Linked DNA regions of Homo sapiens: regions 2, 3, 4 and 5 are each linked to region 1. A link is a contact called in ENCODE Hi-C or POLR2A ChIA-PET data. All regions are on one chromosome and are shown on one strand. Each heading gives the region's core, a stretch centred on a gene start or an enhancer-like site at or near the end of the contact. The rest is flanking DNA. Distances are from core to core; before and after follow the strand shown. Region 1 holds the start of HNRNPD-DT (HNRNPD divergent transcript). Region 2 holds the start of PAQR3 (progestin and adipoQ receptor family member 3). Region 3 holds the start of KLHL8 (kelch like family member 8). Region 4 overlaps AFF1 (ALF transcription elongation factor 1). Region 5 holds the start of AFF1 (ALF transcription elongation factor 1).

What was found. A loop is a pair of places that touch in the nucleus more often than their neighbours do. ChIA-PET counts read pairs that join two places held with the same protein, here RNA polymerase II (POLR2A). Pooled maps may share reads with other maps.
Region 2: a pooled map shows a loop between it and region 1 (7-fold over the local background). The contact joins the promoter of PAQR3 here to the promoter of HNRNPD-DT in region 1. A Hi-C loop is called at or near these places in 1 of 37 single-sample maps with no recorded cell type and 11 of 50 pooled maps. POLR2A ChIA-PET finds 5 or more read pairs at or near these places in 1 of 52 experiments (activated B cell).
Region 3: a loop to region 1 is called in a map of CD8-positive, alpha-beta T cell, with 20 times the contacts of the local background. The contact joins the promoter of KLHL8 here to the promoter of HNRNPD-DT in region 1. A Hi-C loop is called at or near these places in 1 of 168 maps with a recorded cell type or tissue (CD8-positive, alpha-beta T cell), 1 of 37 single-sample maps with no recorded cell type and 10 of 50 pooled maps. POLR2A ChIA-PET finds 5 or more read pairs at or near these places in 1 of 52 experiments (activated B cell).
Region 4: a pooled map shows a loop between it and region 1 (5-fold over the local background). The contact joins the enhancer-like site here to the promoter of HNRNPD-DT in region 1. A Hi-C loop is called at or near these places in 1 of 168 maps with a recorded cell type or tissue (naive thymus-derived CD4-positive, alpha-beta T cell) and 8 of 50 pooled maps. POLR2A ChIA-PET finds 5 or more read pairs at or near these places in 1 of 52 experiments (activated naive CD8-positive, alpha-beta T cell).
Region 5: a loop to region 1 is called in a map of CD8-positive, alpha-beta T cell, with 18 times the contacts of the local background. The contact joins the promoter of AFF1 here to the promoter of HNRNPD-DT in region 1. A Hi-C loop is called at or near these places in 2 of 168 maps with a recorded cell type or tissue (CD4-positive, alpha-beta T cell and CD8-positive, alpha-beta T cell), 3 of 37 single-sample maps with no recorded cell type and 12 of 50 pooled maps.

The regions. Positions count from the first base shown.
Region 1 is chr4:82,373,212-82,375,923 of GRCh38, forward strand. HNRNPD-DT (HNRNPD divergent transcript) reads left to right here and starts at 1,357. Exons shown (of 2, transcript NR_183813.1): 1 at 1,357-1,454. HNRNPD (heterogeneous nuclear ribonucleoprotein D) reads right to left here and starts at 780. Exons shown (of 9, transcript NM_031370.3): 1 at 235-780. The coding sequence starts at 467. RefSeq lists a silencer at 279-378 and an enhancer at 739-908.
Region 2 is chr4:78,938,097-78,940,796 of GRCh38, forward strand. It overlaps PAQR3 (progestin and adipoQ receptor family member 3), which reads right to left and starts at 1,342. Exons shown (of 6, transcript NM_001040202.2): 1 at 944-1,342. The coding sequence starts at 1,128. RefSeq lists silencers at 872-941, 1,032-1,521.
Region 3 is chr4:87,219,316-87,222,015 of GRCh38, forward strand. KLHL8 (kelch like family member 8) reads right to left here and starts at 1,303. Exons shown (of 10, transcript NM_020803.5): 1 at 1,103-1,303. RefSeq lists an enhancer at 305-917 and silencers at 423-692, 1,033-1,522.
Region 4 is chr4:86,996,929-86,999,641 of GRCh38, forward strand. The region is part of intron 2 of AFF1 (ALF transcription elongation factor 1); the gene reads left to right. Among named protein-coding and RNA genes, the nearest start is that of AFF1, 63 kb to the left of the region's middle. Within about 2 kb of position 1,328, at least 3 of the 41 ENCODE cell types and tissues checked have a DNase peak (open chromatin) inside an H3K27ac peak, as active enhancers do.
Region 5 is chr4:86,933,596-86,936,295 of GRCh38, forward strand. It overlaps AFF1 (ALF transcription elongation factor 1), which reads left to right and starts at 1,416. Exons shown (of 21, transcript NM_001166693.3): 1 at 1,416-1,645. AFF1-AS1 (AFF1 antisense RNA 1) reads right to left here and starts at 1,255. Exons shown (of 3, transcript NR_038841.1): 1 at 892-1,255. It also overlaps a transcript of C4orf36 not described here. RefSeq lists silencers at 1,121-1,870, 2,341-2,479 and enhancers at 1,792-2,333, 2,334-2,700.

The DNA.
Region 1 (2,712 bases), core at 107-2,606:
GTGACGGCTAAAGGTGGAAACGTGTGTGATGGGGGAGGGGGGCGATAAGCAGGCAAAGGAAGAAGGAAATGAAGGTCCGGGGAACCCAACATAGAAAAAGGGAGACCAGTGCAAGGAGGCTGCATGGGGGCCCGGAGAACGGGCTGAGAGCGGGAACCAGGCCTAATGGCGGGGGAATAAAGAGGGGGAGGGGGACTAGTTGGGCCTGACTATCCTGGGATGCCCCTTACTCACCCTTCATCCTCCTCGTTCTTACTGGCGTCAATCTTCGCCCCCTCCGACTCGGCGCTGCCCCCTTCGGTGCCTCCAGACGCGGTTCCGCCCCCGGTCCCGGCTCCGCTTCCCGCCGCCGCCGCTGCCCCCTGTGTCGCCGCCACCATGGCTCCCTCCTGCTCGCCCGCCGAGCCGCCTACCGCCGCCGTTGCCGCTGCCGCCGCCCCGTCCCCGCCGAACTGCTCCTCCGACATAGTGCTAGTGTCTCCGCCGCTGCCGCCGAGACTACACCCGCCGCTGCCGCGAACCGAAACTAGCAGCAAAGTAATCCCCGCCGCTGCCGCGCGCCCGCTCTACCTCGCGAAGCACACAAGACAGGGAAGGCGCGCGCGTGGCTGCAAAGGCTCCTGCGCCTCTCCCTGGCCTGCCCCCTTCGCCTCCCACTCTCGCGCGGCGCACACTCCCGCTCTCTCCCGCTGCACTAAAAAAGAATAAGCACCAGCGGCGGCCGCTCTCGCCTCCTCCTCGCTTTAATGGCGCCGCCGCGGACCACCTAAAATGGCCGACGGAAGAACGGCGCGTCCCGGTCACGTGACGCGAGAGCGCGCCCTTCGCGCGTCCCCCCACCCCTATCCCCCTAGTTTTTTTTTTTTCCCTTTCCTCCTCGGTCCCGCCCTCTCGCTACCCTTTATACCTTCCTCTCACGCTCCGCGTTGCACAGCCTTGGGGGCCTTTAAAAGGAACCGGAAGTGTCGTGAGCTAAGACAGTCGCGCGGGGACCATCGAGAACAAGGAGTGCTGTTTCGAAGTAGCGGCTAGAGGGGCCCCCTGCCTCCGCCCCCGCCCTTCCGAGGATTCCTGGAGTCCACTCACCCCTCCCCACCACTCCAGTAGCGGCGGGAGCAGCAGCGTTAGGCCGGGGTGTGGCTGCACCTCTGCGAAGGCTGTCGTGCCCCGTGCAGCTGCGGCGTTCGGGTGGGGGAGGGGAGGCTCACACCCTGCGGCGGCTTAAGCCTGGATTTACGCACTGGAGGAGGGAATTAGCCCTGAGATGTCAGCCCTGTGCCCCTGGCGCTGTCCACCCGGACGCCCGCGGAGCGCCAGGCGCCGCAGCGGACCGCGCGCGCACTGATTGCCGCAGCTACTCTCCCTGCCGTCGCCGCCCGGGACCGGGTGACATTGAGGTTTTCGTCTATCGCCGCTGGGCCGATAGGGCTTCTTTTTAAGATTTGGCTTTCCAAGTAAGATTTTTGTTTGCCTGCTTTTCTCCTGGAATTTTTTTGTTTTTGGTCGAAGAAGCAGGTAACTTGCATATCTTAAGGAAAACATTGTTTTTGCTTTGCTTTTGTTGTTTAAAGATCCTAAAACGTACCGTGATTCCTTTACGTTACTAATAATTGGAAAGTGTGTTAAATCAAGGGTTCGCTTAATGTTCTTTAGCCTTTGTACATAGAATATATAAATGTCGTGAGTCATCTTTACGAGGTTTATGAGTTTGTGTTCGGGTTTGGCTTTTTTGTTGTGTGTGCGTGGTTTTTTTTTTTCTTTTCTTGTAACACCGTTAGGCGTTTCATTAAGGTGTATAAAAAGTAATTTTATACACCTATTAAAAATTCCCGCTGCCTCGGCTGGAGACTGGATTATTCGGGCTTTGGGATTTGCTGCTTCCAGCAGTATCCTTAGAAGAAAATGAAGCTTCTAGGTACTTCTGTAGTCAACAAATAATTATTTGCCTGTTTAATTAAAGTGTTCGGGCACGGGGGAAACAAAGACGAGTTTGCAGACTCCAGCAAAAATCTTAAGAGTTTAAGTATTTGGGCCGGGCGCGGTGGCTCACGCCTGTAATCCCAGCACTTTGGGAGGCCGAGGCGGGCGGATCACGAGGTCAGGAGTTCGAGACAAGCCTGACCAACATGGTGAAACCCCCGTGTCTACTAAAAATACAAAAATTAGCCGGGCGTGGTGGCCGGTACCTGTAATCTCAGGTACTCAGGAGGCTGAGGCAGGAGAATCGCTTGAACCCGGGAGGTGGAGATTGCAGGGAGTCGAGATCATGCCACTTGCACTCCAGCCTGGGCGACAGAGCGAGACTCCGTCTCAAAAAAAAAAAAAAAAAAAAAGTTTAGGTATTTTCCACTGCAGTTAAACGAATTTGTATTAATTGGACACTATCCAAAAATCTCAAAGGAAGATTATAAGTAAGTTTTATTAATCAAGTTAGTAGAATTTACATTACAGAATAATTAAAACTCAAGAATACAGGTCAAATTCTGAAAACGTCCTAAAAATATAATCTTACCAAACTCCCGTAATAATCAAGTCACATAAAGGTAATACCAAGAATGTTTACCGTAAAGTGGTAGTGACTCCACATTTGTCTCCACCTGCCAGAATATTAGCAAAGGATAAAGTGGATATGGTGCTCAAACCATATATTCCGGGTTAGATACAACTAAGATGATTGACTGAAGGGAAGTCTGTTTAATCTTTTCTGGCTCA
Region 2 (2,700 bases), core at 92-2,591, 3.4 Mb before region 1:
ACAATGCTGGAAAAATCAAGAATCAGACATGTGGTTGCCGCTTGAGCAATTCAACAGCCCACATTCTGGCACTAGGGTTTGCCACTACAGCGACCTGGAGCTAACCAACACCTGTATCTTAATTCTCCTGAAGCAGAGGTCCTGTATTTTAGTACAGGTAGTAAGTTTGGACAGTTACTCCAAGAACTAGAATAGTTATTTTTCAGTTTTGTTTTTTTAAAACACGGATTTTCAAGGGACTGTGGTTTTAAAGGTTTAAAATGATAAAGAAATTTCTTTCTTAGAGATGCTTCTGTGGTGCTCTAGTGGAGACTGGGTGCCCGTTATGAGCTCTCTTTACCACAGTACTTTTCCTACACAGCATTTTTTCCACAATGGTTATTATGTAATTGTGTAATTATCTATTTAATGTCTGTTACCCAGGCTACACCTTAGTAGCTTCATGAAAACAAGGGCCATGTTTGCTTTTTTTTCTGCATGGGCTCCATAAGTATTTGCCAAATGAATAAATCTCGGGTGTATATGTTAACTTGTTTCCTATTATACAGGCACTTATCTGGCCCAAAGCTACTGAATTCCCACAGTGTTGCTCTAAAAAGAAAGGTATACACCGGGCAAATATGGCTCAGCCCCATTTCAATATATATCTCAATGAGCCGAACAAACCGAATAAAGGATGTAAAAGCCCTTTGTAAAGAGCAAAGCGTCATAGGAGAGCTGTAATTATGATCACTGTTACTATCATGATTATTCCGTGGACCAAGTACCCCGGCCAGGTAAGGGGAGATAACGGGGGAGGAGAGGCGGCAAAAAGGGATGAAAAGGATGGGGCGGCGAGGAAATGATGGGCAAGCAGAAAGGCGGGGAAAGCAGAAGGGGGACCAGACAAAAAGGGTGTAGGTGAGAGAAGGGGGCACTCCAGGCGGAGGCAGCCAGACCGTACCTTTTGATACACAGCCTGGACGGCAGGTAGGCCCGGTAGCCGTCGGTGATGTACGGGTTGTCCTTGAGGGACCCGGGGATCTGCTCGTAGGTGTACAGGCGGATGCCACGGGGCACCAGGACCGGCCAGTACTGGTAGCTGCCCAGCTCGATGTAATGCGCGCTCTTCAGCAGCTTCTGATGCATCGTTCCCGGCCGCCGCCGCTCCCCGGCTCGGGAGCTCCCCCAGGTCCCGCCTCCCCGGGGAGGGGGCTTCGCCGCTGGCGCCCCCGCCCCGGAGCCCGCGGACGCTGCGCGAGGTCCTACCGCGCTGCCGCTGCTGCCCAGGGCCCGGCTCTGCGCTCACACCGGCCACTGCCGCCAGCGCCGCGGCGGACCCGGCAGCGTCGCAGCCTCCTCTGACGTCAGCGCGCCGCGGCGGCCCCGCCCCTCAGCCCTAGCTGGGAGGGGCAGGGTGCTGGGGCGCGCCCGGGTGTGCTCGAGCGTGCGCTGGCGGCGGCCCGGGCTCCCGGGCGTCTCTCACGCTGTGTTTTGGCGGCGCCTGGGGTCTTCGTTTGCATATGAGAAGAGCCGAAAGCACAGAGCTACAGGCGAATACAAGTGGATTTTTTTTCTTTTTCTGTTTTTTTATTAGAAGTAATAGTTGCTGCATTTTGAAAAATCAAGAGGAAAAGAGTTAACAGGAAGAAAAGTTCGAGGTAATTACCGTTTAGTTTATGCTTGGAATTACACACACTTAGTGTCAGAAGGGACTTTGAGGATTTCTAAGCTGAAGTCAGCTCTTAGCACGATAATTGGAAAGAGAGGAAACCTGATGCACGTGGAACATACACCAGCATCGAGCACATCCTGAGCCATAAAGGAAAGCCCCCGTGCATTCAAAACTCCGACCCCTTTCAGCGTTATGTTCTCTGATCACAGTAGAATTAAACTAGAGTAACAAGAAAACTAAAAGTCTCCACGTCTGGAATAGGAGCAATACACCAAATATTTCAAGGGCTGATGAAGAAATCACAATGGAAATGAGAATATCTACTTAACTGAATAATATAGAACATATTAAAAAATCCTGTGGAGTGCGGCTATAGTAGCGTTTACAGGAAGTGTTGCAGCTTTGTTTCTGGCTATTTACTGTAATGCAAGTGTTTACTTATAATGGCAACAGGGCAAAACATCAGTTTGAGTACCGTATGTGTATAATAGAACGCTTAGTCCATTGTTTGGCATTGTAAGGGCAAGAAAAATATCTTGTCCTCACTTATCACAAGGTTCACAGCTGACATTCCTATGAAAAAAATTAAGAGAAGCCAGGCGCAGGTGGCTCATGCCTGTAATCCCAACATTTTGGAAGGCCGAGGCAGGCGGATTGCTTATGCCCAGGAGTTGGAGACCAGCCTGGGTAACATAGTGAGACGCTGTCGCTACAAAAAAAACCAACCAAACAAACAAAAAACAAAAATTAGTCGGGTGTGGTGATGGGCGCCTGTAGTCCCAAACTATTCTGGGCTGAAGTGAGAGGGTTGCTTGAGCCTGGGAGGTCGAGGCTGCAGTGAGCCATGTTTGTGCCACTGCACTCCAGTCTGGGTGACAAAGCGAGACTTTGTCTCAAAAAATAAATAATAAAAATTAACAAGAAAAGGGATAATAAATTCATTTAACACAGTTTTATGTGACAGAGGAGTCTTCAGAAATGAAGACACAAAGACCCAGGAAAAAATGGGCTTTTTATGCTAAGTCTGATGAAAGGAGTGGATAGTT
Region 3 (2,700 bases), core at 53-2,552, 4.8 Mb after region 1:
GAGGATTTCCTTCTAGAGAGAGAATAAAGAACACCAAGAGTCCAACAATTACCATCTTGTATAGGAGAAAAACAATGCAAAGGAAAAAACGTGCAACCAGCAGATAAAATACTTATGTCAACCCAGGTTCTAAGGACCTTTTCCCAAAGTATCCCTCTAAACTGGTAACATTAGCTTAGGGCAGAGTCAAGAAGAAAGTTATGCCATTAACACAGATGAAAATACTGAACGTTTTCTATGAAAAGTCACCCGATTAAACACTGCCAAGAGGGAAAAACAGTGCAAGTCCAGTAAAGCACGAGACACGTAGAAAATTCAAGCTATGTAGCCAAATCGCTCTCTCTGAAGAAAACAGCAAGCCAACTGAACCCAGCACGGAGTGGAAGGCGTAAAGAGCTGTCATCGTGGCGGTAACAACTCCACCGGGCGGCTGAGCGTCTAGAAAGAGGCTGCGGTTCCTGGTTCCACATCAGGAGGCACTCTCCACAAGGTCTACACCGCCGCTCCCGGGAAGGCACCTCCAGGGCGGCCAGCAAGCCCCCCGAGTGGGGACAGGCAGTGCCTTCCTCGCCTCGTCCCCGCGCGGCGTGGCCCGGAGGTGGCCCACTCGCCCCGCCCCCGCAGGCCGCGGCTCCAGGGGGCGTCCGGCCGCCCTCCCGGGGCCCCGAACCCGCGCCAGCCGCACCGCGCCTGCCCTCTTCCTGGACCCCGCGAAGCACCTGCCTGGGCCCCTCTTCGAAAGACTGGGAGGAAGGAGTCAAGGAGCTGCCGGGGAGGCTGACAGAGCCAGAGGCTGGAGCTCCCCTACGGGAGCCGGGAGCATAACCCTGCTCCTCCCGCCAATGGGGGCGACAAAAGCCGTGGAAGGTTGCTCAGGGGCTGGATCTCCTGCTGTCCGGGCCCCAAGCCCTCTCAGCTGTGGAGTTTCGGTTGGTGCACGAGGGCTCGAATTTCCTCCGCACACCGGAGACCCAAGACGGGACGGTGTTGCGACTTGGGGGCTGGGGTGAGGGAGGGCTCGGCGCGAGCGGACGGCACCGCACAAAGGAAGAGGGGACTGAGGGGAGACGAGGGGACTGAGGGGAGACGAGCGTCCCGTTACCTCGATCCTCGACCCTGTTCTTCCTGATGTCGCTAAGGTTGCAGCCACGTTACCACGCTCCCAGAGCCCCGGCCGCCCTCAGCGGAACCTCACCAACCCCGCGCGAGCACCCGGCGGACGCGCGCTCTCCTGCGCGGCCCCGCGGAGCCCCGGCGGGCGCTTGGCGTCCTCTCGCCTCAGCCCCCGCGAGCCGCGGCCTCTGGGGGCGGGGCGGGCTGGGCGGGGCTGCGCACGGCACTCTGGGAAGTGTGGTTCTCGGGACCTCCTCCCCGAGGCCACCCCCACGGCCTCGCCCCCGCGGCTCCCTAGTGGGCGGCCGGGTCTCAGGGACTGGGCAGTGTTGCCCGGCCTGGTGAAGGCGGACCAGGGCGTGGCGGAGGTCCCCATAACAAATCTTGAAATAAAACACTGCCTAAATACCTTTGAGCTTATCCATGCTTCACTTCTGCGGCGGTACAAAATTTAGTTTCTTTGTATGTCCATCAAATCCCCTTCTGCGGTTGTGAGTGTTCCTGGGATTTATGTCTTTGAAAAAAGAAGGGGAAAAAAAGGTTTGCATTTATTCCTGTGTCACTTTCACCACGTGCTCTACAAAGGATATACAAAACAACTGTGTTTATAAATACACACCCACAGTTTGTAAACCTAAGGAAGCAGTTGATTGACCTGAGAGCTCGCTGCTAAAAAGCAGTGCAAGTGGCCATGCGCGGTGGCTCACGCCTGTAATCCCAGCACTTTGGGAGGCTGAGGCGGGCGCATCACGAGGTCAGGAGTCGAGACCATCCTGGCCAACATGGTGAAACTCCGTCTGTACTAAAAATACAAAAATTAGCTGGGCGTGGTTGTGCGTGCCACCAATCCCAGCTATTCGCAAGGCTGAGGCAGGAGAATTGCTTGAACCCGGGAGTCGGAGGTTGCAGTGAGCTGAGATTGTGCCATTGCACTCCAGCCTGGCGACAGAGCAAGACTCCGTCTAAAAAAAAAAAAAAAAAAAAAAAAAGCAATGCAAGTAAAAGTGCTGTTGAAATGAATTAATTTTTCTATAATGTCAATAAAGTGGAATGTGTGAGGCGGGAGATCAAGAGACAGCAAAAAAACAAAATTTTTTTTAAAGAAAGATATTCCCCTAAATGTGTCTTTTGCCAGACTAACCTCAAACTTTCACAATCCTAGGAGTCTATTTCAGAATAAATTTAATCCTAGGACCTTTATTAATATTAACACATATGAACATTAGCACATTGATTTTAATAGAAATGAACATATATATATCTGTATATATATATGCATCTTCTATAAAAACCCCAAAGCAACTATTTGAATTTGAAATTTTATTTCTAGAAAAAAAATCACATTTTTTACATTGAAATATAAATAATTCTTAATATTTCAAAATATTCCTCTTTAGAGCATTAGTATTTTGCACATTTAATGCAAATACCTTTAGAAAAATAGAGTAAGATGAGTTTTAAAGAAGTATGCAGTGAAGAAAAGTCATAAAATGTGTCTGGAACGTGATGTAAAAATTGTTGGGACTCAGAAATCGATACCCCAAAATATGGTGCTTTGCCGCGCTGAACTGAGGAAGCAGCTTCAAG
Region 4 (2,713 bases), core at 78-2,577, 4.6 Mb after region 1:
TGAGAGGGAGTCTTGCTCTGTTGCCCAGGCTGGAGTGCAGTGGCACGATCTCAGCTCACTGCAACCTCTGCCTCCCGGGTTCAAGTGATTCTCCTGCCTCAGCCTCTCAAGTAGCTGGGATTACAGGTGCCCACCACCATGTCTGGCTAATTTTTGTATTTTTGGTAGAGACGGGGTTTCACCATGTTGGCCAGGCTTGTCTCGAACTCCTGAGGTCAGGTGATCCGCCCGCCTTGGCCCCCCAAAGTGCTGGGATTACAGGCATGAGCCACCACGCTTGGCCTGAACTGGTGGCTTTATAAGAGGAAGAGACCTGCAGTAGCATGTTTGCATGCTCAGCTCCCTCACCATGTCACTTTGGGACTCTAGAGTCCCCACCAGCAAGAAGGCTTTCACCAGGTGTGGCCCCTTAACTGTGGACTTCCCAGCCTCCATAACTGTAAGGAATAAATTCCTTTTTAAAATAAATTACCCAGTTTCAGGTATTCTGCTATAGGCAGCAGGAAATGGATTAAGGCACATGCATTCTAAATATTTAAAAATGCATACTTGGGCTGGGCGCAGTGGCTCATGCCTGTAATCCCAGCACTTTGGGAGGCCGAGGCAGGTGGATCACAAGGTCAGGAGATCGAGACCATCCTGGCCAACACGGTGAAACCCCATCTCTACTAAAAATACAAAAAATTAGCCGAGTGTGGTGACGGGCGCCTGTAGTCCCAGCTACTTGGGAGGCTGAGGCAGGAAAATGGTGTGAACCTTGGGGGCAGAGCTTGCAGTGAGCCAAGATTGTGCCACTGCGCTTCAGCCTGGGCAACAGATCGAGACTCCATCTCAAAAAAAAAAAAATGCATACTTAAGAGAAAAGGATAGAAAAAAACAGGCCTAAGAAGCTGAGTGAGGCTGGGCATGGTGGCTCACGCCTGTAATCCCAGCACTTTGGGAGGCCGAGGCTGAGGTCAAGGACTCCAGACCAGCCTGGCCAACATGGAGAAACCTCGTCTCTACTAAAAATACAAAAAATTTGCCAGGTGTGGTGGCACATGCCTGTAATCACAGCTACTTGGGAGGCTAAGGCAGGAGAATCGCTTGAACCCAGCAGGCGGAGGTTGCAGTCAGCTGAGATTGTGCCATTGCACTCTGGCCTAGGCAATAAGAGCGAAACTCCGTCTCAAAAAAAAAAAAAAAAAAAAAAAAAAAAACAAGAAAACTGCGTGGACAGCTTTAGTATCAAGAGGGCAGAAGTAGAACCAATGGAACAGGGCTCTATTTTAGCTTCATGAGAGATAGAAGTTTCTAATCCTCATCATTGGCCTGCTGTGGAAGGGGCTGCCTTGTAATGACAACAGATGTCCCTGGAGACATGCAAACAAGCTAGTCTCGCTAGAAGAAAGAGCATTCTTGCATGGAGAAGTGGATTAGATGACCCTTACCTCCTTCCTGGAACTAAGACTTGATTATAGTTGTTTTGTTTTTAGAATAATTGTGATTCAGTTTTGTGACTACAAAAACAGGTGTGTGTTCATTTTATAACGTTTAGACAATTTTTAAATACCCAGAAGAAAATAACGTCATCTGACTGTTCCATTCAGAGATACCTACTGCTAGCATTTTGCTACAGAGGCCCCATCAATCTTTTGAATACACATTTCATTCAATTTTGATGAAGTGGGATACTAACAAACATACTGTATTGTACCTGTTTTTTTTTCCTTTTAAAAATTATTGTATTTTGTACCTGCTTTTTTATTAATCAAAAAACTCTGATACTATGAATGTCTTCCTTGTCATTAAGTATTTTTTGTAAAACAAGAGGGTGAAAGCTTATTCAGTGGAGGGGGTGGTAGTGGTGATGGGAGGAATTAGAGATCAGTGTTATAAATTCAGAAATAAAGAGAAGTATCTAAAGTGAGCTCTTCCCACTCCCATCCCTCTACTTTCAGTATCTCAAGAAATCTCTGGGATTTTGGTAGCAATATGTGTGGAGAACAAGCCAGGAAAAGGATCTCTAGTTTGGATGATTGGTGATTGGCTCATAAATTAGGGGCCAGGAGGAATGGAGTGGGTTGGAATTGGGGCCATTCAGATGAATTCTGGCCTGGTCTGGCCTTGGGACCATTTCTCAGGCTGTCTCTTTCTCTTCCCTGTTTCCCTTTCCTTTTGAAAGGCATCACTACTCCTTCGCACTCACTGGTGTTTGCTATTCAACAAATTATTAATGTGGCTGATCTTATTTTAAGGGGTTTATTGCTGATCTTCACAGTTAAAAAACACACGGTAAAATATGGAATGTTTTAGTTTTGTGTTAGCCAAGTCCCTCCTGATCTGCTTATAGGAAGCTCTCTTTGAATTCTGCCTTCTGCTTTTATTCCCAAGGAAGGAACTAACTAAACACACTTTTCCCCTAGTCTTTTTTAATTCCTTTTTTTGTGAAGGAGATACTATCTTCTTCCTGTATGGAGAAACCACCCCTTACAGACCCTAGAGGCAGCTAAGTCTCATTGATAGATATCTCTCAGCATCTGTTGTAACTGCATCCAGATGGGGAGGATCTTATTGTGTAGACACAATGAGAAAATGTTCTATTTTGGACAACCTCCCAAGTGCCTTTTCATGCCCAGGAAAGTGTTTTGGGGCATCTAGAACAAATAGTCTTGGAGTTACAGAGAGAAGTTTAGGTTGGAGTTACACATTTAGAGAGTTACTGATGATATTG
Region 5 (2,700 bases), core at 166-2,665, 4.6 Mb after region 1:
GGTAAAAGTTTTCAGATTATAAAATATTACCATGCTAATATATATTTCACAATGAAATGTATTCATTATATAGCAAAAACGTTAAAATACTTGTTATTGATTAGAATAGAGATCAGTCTCTGTTAGAAACCTTTAAAAGGTGTACAAACACTTTGTAAGAGATGACTCCTGTCCCATCCTGCTCAGGGATGACCAGAACTTTCATCTTAGATAGATACACCACCAGGTTTCATCAGGGACACCTTAATTATTTTAGCTGTCTAGGTAAACCAATCTCCCGATGGGAGGATATGGAGTAGGGCGAAGAGTTATATTTTGGAAAACAATCCATGGGAAATTAAGTCAAGTAGCCAAAGGTTTAATTTGGAAATGCAAATATCCATCAATTAGGTTTTCAATTATGTGGACAATAAAAGAGTTGAGCAGAGCAGTAGAGACAAACAAAATTAAAAAGAGAAAAGGCAGAGAAGGCAGGGAGGGGCTTATTTTCACACATTATACCAATTTACATTACACATCATATTAAATTTAAGTAAGGCGCTTTTCTTCATCCAAATAATTTCACCCATTTTAAACCATAAAATACTGTCGGCGAAATCTCATCTGGGCCATTTGATGTAATCTTTCTGCGTCCCTTTCAGGAAGGAAGGTGCGACAACACAATGAAGACAGCCTGTTGCTTTCCTTGGTATGTTTACAGCAGGAATCGGGCAGCGACTTAACTAGACATAAGTTTCCCCTTCTTCCCATGGGTCTATTTGCCAAAGCCCCCTGCACCTATTAGAATTTTCTGAGGTTGGGCTGGTGGAGAGCAGAAACCCGGAGGCTAGATTCAGGAGACCTGGTTTCCCATGCCACTTAGTAGCCTGTGACATTGAGCACAATACTTACTTTTCGGCGCTTCCGTTTCATTATTTGGGAAATGGGAACAATATATCTGTTTTATAAGATTGTTGTGAAGATGAAACAGGCCTGTGTGTGAAAGGCCTTTTCTAAATTGTAAAGCGCTCCCCAGATGTTAGTTATTATCTCCTTTAAAGGGCACAGAATCTGTTTCAATATTATAGGAGGTTGCAAAAAGGCTCCTTGACACTTTTTGCTCAGAACTTGACCCTGAGCTTAATCTCGCCGTAAAGTGAAAGGGTTCTTGCGCCCCCACAGCAGCCCGGGGCAGGGTCACCCTCGCGACCGGGGCGGTCATTGCCGTATTCCGTCCTGAGCTGCCGCTCCCCCACGATCCTCCCACCAATCCCGGGAGGGCCGCGACGTCCCTTGCCGCTTGGGTGGCGCCAGCTAGAGGGCGCGGGCCGGGGCGGAACCCGGTACCGCAGCTCGGGAGGTGGGGGTGGGGGCGGGGCCTCGCGCGGAGGGCGTGGCCTCGGGGCGTCCCGGGCAGCCGGCGTGCTGAGCTTGCCAGCCAGCTAGCGAGCGACGGGCGCGCGCGGCCCCTGCGCACTCGGCCGCCGCCTGCGCGCGTTGCGGCCGCAGCTGCACCTTTGCCTCCGCGGTTCCGCAGCCGAGCCCCGGGAGGAGGCGCTCCCCTGCGTCGTCCGCACTTGCGCCCTTTCCCACCGCAACAGGTCAGGGGAGGGCGGAGGTGACGAGGGCGCCCGACCCGGGACTAGAGGACGGAAGGGTCTGGAAGGTGAGCGCAGCCCTGCGCCACCCAGGGCTGGGGGTCGATCCGCCCGGCCCCCGACGCCGCCGCCGCGGACTTCTCGGAAGCCGAGGCTCTCCCCGCCTCTCTGCCGGCTTCCCAGCACGCTGACTCAAGTCGCTGGCGTTCCCACTTTTCCGGTGGGAGCCCTCGGGGAGAACGGGCTAGGGCTCAGAGCTCTCACCGCCCTACTTGCGATCCCGCGGCAGGTAGCGCGTAGAAAAACAGGGGACGGGGACATGGGAAGAGACCCATGCTCCTCCCTCACGCGCAGCCCCCAAGTCAGACGTTTGCCTGTGCACCCCGCGTTTTGCGGAGAGCTGTCCCGTTGTTGGGACCTGCTACTTGAGTTGCGTAATGAGTCCCAGAAGTTTCTCGGGGGGAGGGGGCGGGGAAAAGTGGGGTTCTTCTCTCCTGCACCCCGGGACCCTTCCCTGTGCCTGTCGTGGAGAGAGATGAGGGCTTCCCGCCGCGTCTCGCTGAGAGCAGGAGGGAGGCGTGTGTCGGTGGTCCGTAGCCTCCGGGGAGGAGTTGGAGCCACCTTCTGAGACTTAACTTCAGGGACAGAGGGAGAGGCGTCTTTAGTATGGGACTGGTTAATTTCTCTTGATAATGCTTTTTTCCCTCGGGTGTCCCATCCTCTGTGGCCGTCGCAACCCCACCCTCCGACGGTGCGAGCGCCGGAGCCAGCGAATGAGAGGGGAGAGAAGGTGGAGAGTGTGAATCACACGTTACCTTAGTGTAATGGTAGTTGCATTAATGGAGCTGCGACGGGCCTGCGGGCGGTTCGATACCGTCCGGCTAGTTTTCTCTTCCCGGAGCTTCTCCACCACCAGCACCCGCAAATTGTTATGCAGATCATCCCGGGAAGGCACTTGGCTTTGGAGGTGGAGATGTGTCCGAATCTCCCTTGAACCAGTCTCTGTTAGGGGGAAAGGCCTTGCAGCCAAGTGATTTGTTTTAAGGGTGGAGCCGGAGATAATTTTAAACACCCTCCCCCTTGGTGCACGTTGCGGGGTGTGACTCACCACGGGGAAATCAGA